Regions from separate parts of the Homo sapiens genome. Here region 1 is linked to region 2. Evidence: read pairs that join two places in POLR2A ChIA-PET (ENCODE). Cell type or tissue: OCI-LY7. All regions are shown on one strand. Each heading gives the region's core, and the rest is flanking DNA. Links, peaks and the distances in the headings are about the cores only.

What was found. Peaks named below come from ENCODE experiments on the same cell type or tissue, not always from the same donor. Only the 100,000 strongest peaks of a DNase experiment are listed, where the experiment ranks them.
Region 1: POLR2A ChIA-PET joins it to region 2 with 9 read pairs; 3 of 35 experiments call an interaction of 5 or more read pairs at or near these places.

What each region holds. Positions count from the first base shown.
Region 1 is chr9:130,432,285-130,437,654 of GRCh38, reverse strand. HMCN2 (hemicentin 2) reads right to left here. Exons shown (of 98, transcript NM_001291815.2): 97 at 5,100-5,226; 98 at 3,532-4,307. The coding sequence ends at 3,962. LOC107987134 (a long non-coding RNA gene) reads left to right here and starts at 3,840. Exons shown (of 3, transcript XR_007061816.1): 1 at 3,840-4,034. In OCI-LY7, for the core only: no CTCF peak of the experiment used is centred there; no DNase peak of the experiment used is centred there.
Region 2 is chr9:130,004,675-130,010,044 of GRCh38, reverse strand. All of the region lies in intron 1 of FNBP1 (formin binding protein 1), which reads left to right. Among named protein-coding and RNA genes, the nearest start is that of FNBP1, 36 kb to the left of the region's middle. RefSeq lists enhancers at 2,045-2,094, 2,255-2,404. In OCI-LY7, for the core only: no CTCF peak of the experiment used is centred there; a DNase peak (open chromatin) is centred at 2,414; H3K4me3 peaks cover 1,400 bases; H3K27ac peaks cover 2,721 bases.

The sequences.
Region 1 (5,370 bases), core at 109-5,108, 430 kb before region 2:
TCCCCTCTGTGGGTCTCCGCCTCTGCATCACCTCCACAAAGTCCCCAGCTCCATAAAAAATTAACAGCCTAGCGAAGAGCAGTGCTCCAGTTCTGACCCGTTGACCCCTGGCGTTGCACAAAGAGGGGCGTTCGGCCCAAGGAAGGCCCTCACAGGTGGACCCTGGACGAATAGGGTACAGGAGGGCCTGGGAAGCCCCTCCCGCACTTCTTCCCGCCTCCTCTAATCTCTCCACCCAGCCTGGACTTCCATCATCAGTAATTTCTGTGGTTTAAACCAGAGATCAGCAAACTCTGGTCTGAACTTGTTTTTGTAAAGCCTGCGTGCAAACTAAGAATGGCTTTTACATTTGTAAATGGTTGAAAAACATCAAAAGAAGAATATTTCATGGCACATGAAAATGATAATAAATTTGAAATGTAAGTGTCCACAAATAAAGTTTTATTGGAACACAGCTGTGCCCATCTGTTCATGGGTCCTCCGGGGCTGCTTTTGCGCTGCAATGGCAAAGGTAAGTCATTTTGACAGAGCTTGAATGTCCCGCAAAGCAGAAAGTACTATCTGGCCCCTAACAGAAAAACTTTGCAGACTGGTTTGAAGGAAACCTACAGTAAGAAGCATCCTGGAGAAGGTTCTACTGGGGCTGTTAGGTGGGAATCAAGAGTCCCAGTTTGACCATTAACCAGTCACACCTCAGTCAAGTGACTGGATCATGTTCCCTCCCTGTACCCCCCTTTCTGCATCTGTAAAATGGACACAGCGATTTTTTCTCTGTGTACCCAGAACAGCTCTGTTAAGACAGCCTGATTGTCGTTCATCTCTAGAAGGAACTAACTCAGACAACTTTCCTCATTGCCCAGATGAGAGGGAGGGGACAATTAGGGGGAGCTGACCATGTCACACTAAGTAGGAGGAACAGGGAGAGAGGCACTCTTTTCTTCAGAACCATATGCAAAAGACAACCTCTCTCTCCCAGAGGCTGTGTCAGGGGCAGCTGGCAACAAAGAGGCCACCAGGCAGGGGCTGCTGCCAGCCCAGGGAGAAGGGCAGGAATGGGAGGAGAAGGATAAACAGCCAAGCTCCGTTTCACCTACACTCCTCCCGAGACCCAGCACACTGGAGATAGGCCAACACGCAGATATGCATTGACTTTCTTAAAAACCATTTTCGTTAGAGATGGGGTCTCGCTCTCTCACCCAGGCTGGAGTGCAGTGGCCAAATCATAGCTCACTGTAGCCCCAAACTCCTGGGCTCAAGGGTCTTCCCTCCTCAGCTTCCCAGGTAGCGGTACTACAGGCATGCACCACCACACCTACCTATACATGTGCTCTTGTATAGGTCACTCATCAAAGCCAAAGTCCCTGTGGTGGCCCAAAGACCTCACAGGATCCACCCCACCCCCTTGACCTTTCTGTCTTCCCTTTCTCCCACCTCATTCATCTCCAGCCTCCCCAACCTCCTGGCTGGACCCTCCTGCCTGAGGGCCCTGACACTTGCTGTCCCCTCTTCTCCTGCCCTGACCGCCTATTAAAACTATCCCAGGGGCCGGGCACAGCGGCTCACATCTGTAATTCCAGCACTTTGGGAGGCTGAGGCGAGTGAATCACTTGAGGTCAGGAGTTTGAGACCAGCCTGGCCAACATGGTGAAACCCCGTCTCTACTGAAAATACAAAAATTAGGCCAGGCGCGGTGGCTCACGCCTGTAATCCCAGCACTTTGGGATGCTGAGGTGGGTGAATCACCTGAGGTCAGCAGTTCGAGACCAGCCTGATCAACATGGAGAAACCCTGTTTCTACTAAAAATACAAAATTAGCTGGGCATGGTGGTGCATGCCTGTAATACTAGCTACTCGGGAGGCTGAGGCAGGAGAATGGTGTGAACCCGGGAGGTGGAGCTTAAAGTGAGCCAAGATCGCGCCACTGCACTCCAGCCTGGGCGACAGGGCCAGACTCTGTCTCAAAAAAAAAAAAAAAAAAGACTACTTAGGAATTGTTGCACTACACTTCCATCCATCCATTCGTCCAACAAAGGCCCTTCCTGTAGATGAATTAGATGAATTATTAAGGCCAGGGCCTAGAAATGGCCCTTGCCTTCAATAATCCATCCCCCAGAAGGGGAGATGCTATCAGGAAAAAGATAGCTCAGAAGAGGACTGCAAGTGAAAGCCAGGGGTGAGCTGCAAAGGATACAAGATGACAAGCAAGCCATAAAGAAGCCCGCTGTAAGAGTCTATGACTGGAAAGCGACAAGAGTTAGAAGATAAAAATAGGCTGGGGTAAGCCAGGTGCAGTGGCACATGCCTGTAATCCCAGCACTTTGGGAGGCTGAGGTGGGCGGATCCTTTGAACCCAGGAGTTCCAGACCAGACTGAGCAACATAATGAAACCTCATCTCTACAAAACATTTAAAAAATTAGGCCGGGCGCGGTGACTCACGCCTGTAATCCCAGCACTTTGGGAGGCCGAGGCGGGCAGATCACCTGAGGTCAGGAGTTTGAGACCAGCCTGACCAATGTGGAGAAACCCCATCTCTACTAAAAATACAAAATTAGCCGGGCGTGGTGGCGCATGCCTGTAATCCCAGCTACTCGGGAGGCTGAGGCAGGAGAATCACTTGAACCCAGGAGGCGGAGGTTGCGGTGAGCCGAGATAGCACCATTGCACTCCAGCCTGGGCAACAAGAGTGAAACTCCAACTCAAAAAAAAAGAAAAAAAATTTAGCCAGGTGTGGTGGTGCATGCCTGTGGTCCCAGATACTCAGGAGGTTGAGGTAGGAGGATCGCTTGAGCCTGGGAGGCAGACATTGAGGTGAGCAGAGGTCACGCCACTGCACTCCAGCCTGGGTGACACAGCAAGATCCTATCTCAAAATAATAATAATATCACACTGGTATTTTCCTAAGGGAGTAGATATGAGGTGTTCTTGCCACAAAAATAAGTATATACAAGATGATGGGTATGTTTTAATTTTTTCAAGCCCACACAAAATCCAAATGGATATATTAATTGGTTTGACTATAGTAACCATTTCATTATGTGTATCAAAGCATCACGTTGTATGCCTTACATATATACAAAACATTAATAATTAATATAAAGGCCAGGCATGGTGGCATGTGCCTGTAGTTTCAGCTGCTCTGGAGGCTGAGGCGGGAGGATCGGGAGGCCAGGAGGTCGAGGCTGCAGTGAGCCACGATCATGTCATTTGCAACTCTAGCTTGGGCGACAGGACAAGACCCTGCCTCTAAAAAGTAAGAATTATTTTTTTTGCCACCGGCTGTTGCTGTCTTTGCAACACATTTACTCCTCATTTAATAGCCCCACAGCCCTATGGGGGAAGGGAGGGCCCTACTGCAAGAGTTTATGGATCGGAAAACTGAGGCCAGGAGGTGCCTGAGGCAGCCCTACTCCTAAGGAGAGGAGGCTGGTAGACTCAAACTGCAGTGCTCCTGGATCAGAACAGAAGGCATGGTCTCCTTCCCAGCCCAAACCCTTCCCTACAAAGCAAAATAATTAGACAAAGAAACCAAGTTGGTTAAAAAAAAATCCCTTTATATTGCAACAGGGTTCAGAATGACACCACCAGGTGTGGCCGGGCGACAGCTGCTGCCACCCCTAACGCGGGGTCTGCCCCCTCTCCCGCGCGTCCAGGTGCCCTGTGTCCCTGTCCCGCTCCCACTGAGGGGCGGATCAGACCTGGAGGTCTGATCCGGGCTTCCCCGGGCCCTGCCTGCGGGACTGGCCACCCAAGGGCCGCCCTGGACGCCTCCCTCTGTGAGGTCAGGTCCTCGCTGTCGGGGGTCAAGGCTGTGCGCAGGGTCGTGTTGACCCAAGGTCTCGCTGACGCACGGGGCGGGAGACGATGACGCTCCGCTTGCCACAGCAGGTGGCGTGGACCAAGCTTCTCCTCGACCCCTTCCTCGGGGGTCACGCCAGGGCGGCCGCCAATGCCCTCTCCCGTTTAGTAGGGGTAGGGGGACACGGCGATGAGCAAGACGAAGACGCTTTGGTGGCGCGGTGCCGCAGCACGCACGGTGAGCCGGTAGAGGCCGGCGCGGGTGAGCGCGCGACGGGTGTAGACCGCGCCAAGGCCCGCGCGCAGCGGACGCAGCGCGAAGGGGCTGCGGGGGTCGGGCTCCAGCATGCTGAGCTCGGTGCGGTTGGCGGGGACGCCGACCTCGGAGAAGGCGGTGAGGCGGGCCACGTCGTGGTGGGCGCGCACGCCCAGGGGCAGCGGCAGCAGCCGGTACTGCAGCGTAGAGGGGCCGCCCGTGCCGCAGTCCTGCGAGCAGCGCCGGAAGCACGTCCTGCGGGCGGCACAGACACACGGACAGGCGGACTCGGGGGTGCGGTCGGAGCGTGGCCCATCCGCGTAACTCAGACCTCCCTGCCAGCCCCTGCAGTTCCGCCCACGCGCTGCCCGTCCTTCTCCCGCAGAGCCCCACACGCCTTCTCTGCAGGCTCCCACGCTAGCCCGTTTTAGAGTTCAACAAACTGAAGCCCAGAGAAGCCAGAGGCCTGCCCTTTCATGGTCCCTCCAGCGGACTTTCGGGATCCATGCCCCAGGGAAGCCCAGCAGACACAGGGGAGCGATGTGCCCCTGGGCCAAGTCACCCAGTCTGGATTTGCCCTGCGGGGGCGGGGTTGGAGGTGGAGACTGCGCTTAGCCTTGCCGCGGGCATCTGCTTCCAACCCCAGCCTACGTTTCTAGTTGTAAGGCCTGGGGCAGGTCACCCGCCGGGAGAAACCTTTCCAGGGCAGCAGCTGCCACCCCTAAGGTCCCCATGTCTCCGTGTGTCTTGATGAGTGTCCGTGGCCGCTGTGAGTGGCGTGGAGGAGATGGGTTTGGTGCTGGCGTGTCTGAGTTTTGTCCTGGGGTTGTGTGAGTCTGCATGGTGGTCCTGTGTCTGGGGTTTGGTGTGTGTGCTCCTGTGTCCCCGTTCTCTCCCACTCTGGCCTCTCCCTGCCCCCAGGGCTCCGTGCGTTCCTGCCTGCATCACTTGTGTGGGGAGTGACAATGACAGGGCCAGCCTGCACCCCCAGTGACTGAAAAATGTGCTTTTCCTGAGGGCACGAGGCCCTGCCAACTCAGCCCTTACCCAGGGCTGGGGCCCTGCCGGTAGGTGGCAGGACAGGGTGTGTCCACACACTGGTAGCTGCCACGGGTGTTGAAGCACATCTGGCCGGGTCCACACTCGATGCTCTCCTCCTCGCACTCGTTGATGTCTGGATGGGGAAGTTGGTGAAGCGGGGGAGGGAGATGAAAAGATGGAGCAAAGGAGAAGGGGGGAGTGCGTGGGGAGAAGTACCTTTGGGGGACCAGTGAGGTGGGCAGCCCTTCTCCCTTTGTCCCCAGCCAGTCTGACCCAT
Region 2 (5,370 bases), core at 316-5,315:
TCCACTAATTTGGCATGCACATGGACAAAAATTGCCTCTTAGCGATTTTTTTTTTTTTTTTTTTTTGAGACTGGGTCTTGCTCTGTCACCCAGGCTGGAGTACAGTGGCACAATCTCGGCTCATTGCAACCTCCTCCTCTTAAATTCAATGGATTCTCTTGCCTCAGCCTCCTGAGTAGCTGGGATTACAGGTGCAGGTGCGTGCCGCCATGCCAGGCTAATTTTTGTTTTTTGTTTTTGTTATGAGACGGAGTCTTGCTCTGTTACCAGGCTGGAGTGCAGTGGCACGATCTCGGCTGACTGCAGCCTCCACCTCCCGGGTTCAAGCAATTATCCTGCCTCAGCCTCCCGAGTAGATGAGACTACAGGCCCATGCCACCACACCCAGCTAATTTTTGTATTTTTAGTAGAGTTGGGGGTTTCACCATGTTGGCCAGGATAGTCTCAATCTCTTGACCTTGTGATCCGCCCGCCTTGGTCTCCTGAAGTGCTGGAATTACAGGCGTGAGTCATTGTGCCCAGCCATTTTTTTTTTTAGTAGAAATGAGGTTTAGTAGAGATGCCCATGTTGGCCAGGCTGGTCTCAAACTCCTGACCTCAAGTGATCCGCTTGCCTCGGCCTCCCAAAGTGCCAGGATTATAGGCGTGAGCCACTGCGTCCAGCCCCTCTTAGCAATTTTTACCTTTTAGCTCTAGCACCTATTCCCATAGAGTTTTTCATGCAAGTCCTTGAGTCAGATGCTCAACTATGGCAGTGGGGTTGAGAAGTGGGATCCCTTCTCTTAGAAAGGGACATCACCTATGTGTTTGCAGAGCCATCTTAAAGTGGGAAGTGAATGAATTGGCAAGCGTTTTAGTGGAAAATCTTTTTCCTTGGTGTTAACTAAGTTTCAGATGCCAGGGCCTTAAACATTTTTTTCCTGTAATATTTTTGTAATATTTTGCACCCACTCTACCACTGCCCCCTCCAACTTGGAAATATTTAGAGTTTAGAAATAAGTCAGGACTTTAAAAATCTGGCTTTTTCTTCTCATTAATAATTTAGCTTGTATACTTCTTTCTTCTTTAGTCTTTGGATTGCATTCAAAGTTCTCCCTGGTATTTAGAGTGAGATTTCTTTCTCTCTCTATCACCCTCTTTTCTTCCTTTCCTGGGTCGGTCTTGAACTTGTTTTCTGGGGGAGAGAATCACCTATGGAGACTAGTGTGGGATGTTTGAGAGGCACAGTTGGTTTTCCAGGGCTGAGAAGAATGCAGGACAGCTAGAGGCGGGGAAGCTGGTTGAACCTTTGCACCTGCTGATTGATCAAGCTTGGGAAAGAGACCAATTCATATTTAGACAGCTTTCGTGGTCCAATCTCTGCATAGAAATCAGGAAATGAACCAGAAGATTCCGTTTTCAGGTTGAAGCCAGACACTGAGGGGCTTGACTAAGCTCCTCTTGCTTACAATAAAATGGAGCATTTTTTAAATTATAAAGAGCAAGATTTTGCTTTCTGAGATTAGCGTCGATCTTTCATCAGTGTTGATGCAGCCAAACACAGTTACAAGTTATATCCATCCTTCTAAGACTAATTTTATAACTTCATTATCCCTAATACTTTTCCTCTTCAAGTTATTTGACAATACCATACCTATCTGGAGGAGTAATTTTTAAACTATTTAAAAAATTAGGTGGTTTTTTCGGTTTGTTTTTTGAGACAGAGTCTCACTCTGTTGCCCAGGCTGGAGTGCAATGGCACAATCTGGCTCACTGCAGCCTCGACCTCCCCAGGCCCAGGTCATCCTCCCACCTCAGCCTCCCAAGTAGTGGGACCCACAGGCGCATGACACCACACCCAGCTAATTTTTATTTTTATTTTTTGTGCAGAGTGGGTCTCGCCATGTTGCTCAGGCTGGTCTCGAACTCCTGGGCTCAAGTGATCCTCCCATTCAGCCTCCCCAAGTGCTGGGATTATAGTCATTGAGCCATGACGCCCAGCAGAAATTAGGTGTTTTTTTTTTTTTAATGAAAAAAAGTAAGCAGTTTAATTTTTTTTTTTTTTTTTGAGACAGAGTCTCACTCTGTCACCCAAGCTGGAGTGCAGTGGTGCGATCTTGGCTCACTGCAACCTCCACCTCCCAGGTTCAAGTTCCTGAATAGCTGGGATTACAGGCGCTCGCCACCATACCCAGCTAATTTTTGTATTTTTAGTAGAGACGGGGTTTTGCCATTTTGGCCAGGCTGGTCTTGAACTCCTGACCTCAGGTGATCCAGCCACCTGGGCCTCCCAAAGTGTTGGGATTACAGGCGTGAGCCACCACGCCGGCCTTAAAATCTTATTTTTTTACAGTGTCTTTCACTCCGCATCTTTGGGGCAGTTAGAGATGTTTGTTTTTGTTTGTTGCTTTTACCGCATCCGTAGAAACAAGAGAGGAACTGAAAGTGACTAAGGTGTTCTAAGAACGTCAAAATAGGCTAGAAGTTTATTGCTGCTTTTTAAAGGGATACATTCCATAGCAGTTTCCCCTCCTAATCTCATCTGCTCAGACTCTAGCACAGTCAAAATTCTGGCACTTTTTCTACAGGTTGTGATTTTCCCCTTTCTCTTCATTTCAGAACACATTTGGCTCAGAGCACCGCTGCATTCATTAGTCCTGAGGCTTCTACTTTCTGAGCCCTTCCATTTGTTGCACATCCAACAACAGCCTCCTTAATGCCCTTTTACACAATATAATTATTGTTATAAAAATATGAAAATGCAACTTTTTGTACTCTATGTGTCTTTCTGCATTCTTTTTTTTTTTCTTTTTTTTTTTTTTTTTTGACAGGATCTCACTCTGTTGCCCAGGCTGGAATGCAGTGGTGTGATCACAGCTGTCTGTAGCCTTGACCTCCCAGGCTCAAGTGATCCTTCCACCTCAGCCTCCTGGGTAGCTGAGACTATAGGCGTGCGCCACCACACCCAGCTAACTTTGTGTATTTTTTTTTTTTGTAGAGATGAGGGTCTTGCTATGTTGCCGAGGCTGGTCTCAAACTCCTGGGCCCAAATGATCCTCCTTCCTCAGCCTCCCAAAGTGCTGGGATTATAGGCATGAGCCGCCGCACCCGGCCTCCACATTCTTTATATCACTAACTTCATCCATATGCAGCTGCCTCCTAAACTTCAGCTAAGTTTTATTTTTTTAACCCACACATATATTTTTATCATATATTTGCTTACATTCTTATCTCGTGTTCAGAATGCAACTACAAAGAGCCATGAACGTAGTGTTTTCATTTCTACAACAGAAACAGACTCCTTAGTGTTTTCATTTCTGCAACAGAAACAGACTTATGACTAATTATAACAATTAAGCCTAAGTTTGTACCTGTTTTTATTTTATTTACTTATTTGAGACGAAGTCTTCCTCTGTCGCCCAGGCTGGAGTGCAGTGGCACCATCATGTCTCACTGCAACCTCCGCCTCCTGGGGTCAAGCGATTCTCCTGCCTCAGCCTCCCAAGTAGCTGGGATTACAGGCGCCTGCCACCATGCTTGGCTAGTTTTTTTGTTTTGTTTTGTTTCTTTTTGAGACAGAGTATCACTCTGTCACCAGGCTGGAGTGCAGTGGCATAATCTCAGCTCACTGCAACCTCCGCCTCCCAGGTTCAAGCGATTCTCCTGCCTCTGCCTCCAGAGTAGCTGAGACTACAGGCCTTTGCCACCATGCCCAGCTAATTTTTGTATTTTTAGTAGAGATGGGGTTTCACCATGTTGGTCAAGATGGATTTTTTTGTATTTTTAGTAGAGACGGGGTTTCACCATATTGGCCAGGCTGGTCTCAGACTGCTGACCTCAAGTGATCCACCCGCCTTGGCCTCCCAAAGTGCTAGGATTACAGGTGTGAGCCACCATACCCAGCCTGTACCTGTTTTTAATGGCAAGTTCTAGAATTGCATTTTAATGAGATTTGAATTCAGTAAGACCTTTCATTTTGTGTGCTTTTCCTTTCTAATTAAAATCTGTTGTATTAACTTGAATGTACAACTAGGGCACTGTGGTGCTGGAGCCCCTTTTTGTCAGTTACCTCACAGGCTCCTGCTATAGGAGACATTTTCAACCCAGGGAGCACAGCACCCTAATTCAAAAACCAGTTTCAGAAACAGCAGATGAATATATGATTTTGTGGAATCTGCATCTACTCCTATTGTCAAAACATAAGGTATCTGTGATCCTTGAAATAAACCTTCTATTCCTAAGTCACCATAGTGTTTGGAAGAAAAACAACAAAAGGAAAAAACAAATAAACCTTCTAATTCTGCCTTTCACATGTAATTTATTCTTTTTGTGGGCAAGCAATGAAGTCACTTTGGGTAATCCTTTTTCATCACTTTTAGGTTGAAAAATATATTTGAGTATTTCTGCTTTTAATATTCTCAATTTGGCAGGGCACAGTGGCTCACGCCTGTAAGCCCAGCACTTTGGGAGGCTGAGGTGGGCAGATCACAAGGTCGGGAGATCAAGACCATCCTTGCTAACATGGTGAAATCCTATCTCTACTAAAAATACAAAAAATTAGCCGGGTGTGGTGGCGGGCGTCTGTAGTCCCAGCTACTCGGGAGGCTGAGGCAGGAGAATCGCTTGAACCCGAGAGGCGGAGGTCGCAGTGAGCTGAGATCGCACCACTGCACTCCAGCCTGTGCAACAGAGCGAGACTCCGTCTCAAAAAAAAAAAAAAAAAATCTCAATTTGTCTATGGAAATTAATTTAAATCTTTGTTAAAAGCTCGAGAAGTTAATTTCAGGTGGTATTTGTGATGGCACATTTTTGTTTGTAAAGTTCTTTTTTGAGACAGAGTCTGGCTGTGTCACCCAGGCTAGAGTGTAGTGGTGCGATCTCAGCTCACTGCAACCTCCACCTCCCTGGTTCAAGTGATTCTCCTGCCTCAGCCTCCTGAGTAGCTGGGATTACAGGTGCAAGCCATCATGCCCAGCCTTTTTTTTTTTTTTTTTTTTTTTTTTGAGACAGTCTTGCTCTGTCACCAGGCTGGAGTGCAATGGCGCCATCTCATCTCACTGCAACCTCCACCTCCTGGGTTCAAGCGATTCTCCTGCTTCAGCCTCCCAAGTAGCTGGGACTACAGGTAGCTGCCACCATGCATGGCTAATTTTTGTGTTTTTAGTAGAGACAGGGTTTCACCATGTTGGCCAGGCTGGTCTTGAACTCCTGATCTCAGGTGATCCACCCACCTCAGCCTCCCAAAGTGCTGGGATTACAGGCGTGAGCCACCACGCCCGGCCTGTAAAGTTTTATAAAACTTTCTACGTTTCTGTAAGTGCAGCTTCTTTAATATTCAGAACCAAATTGATTTTTTAAAACATTTTAAATGGATATTTTCTTACAGTTACT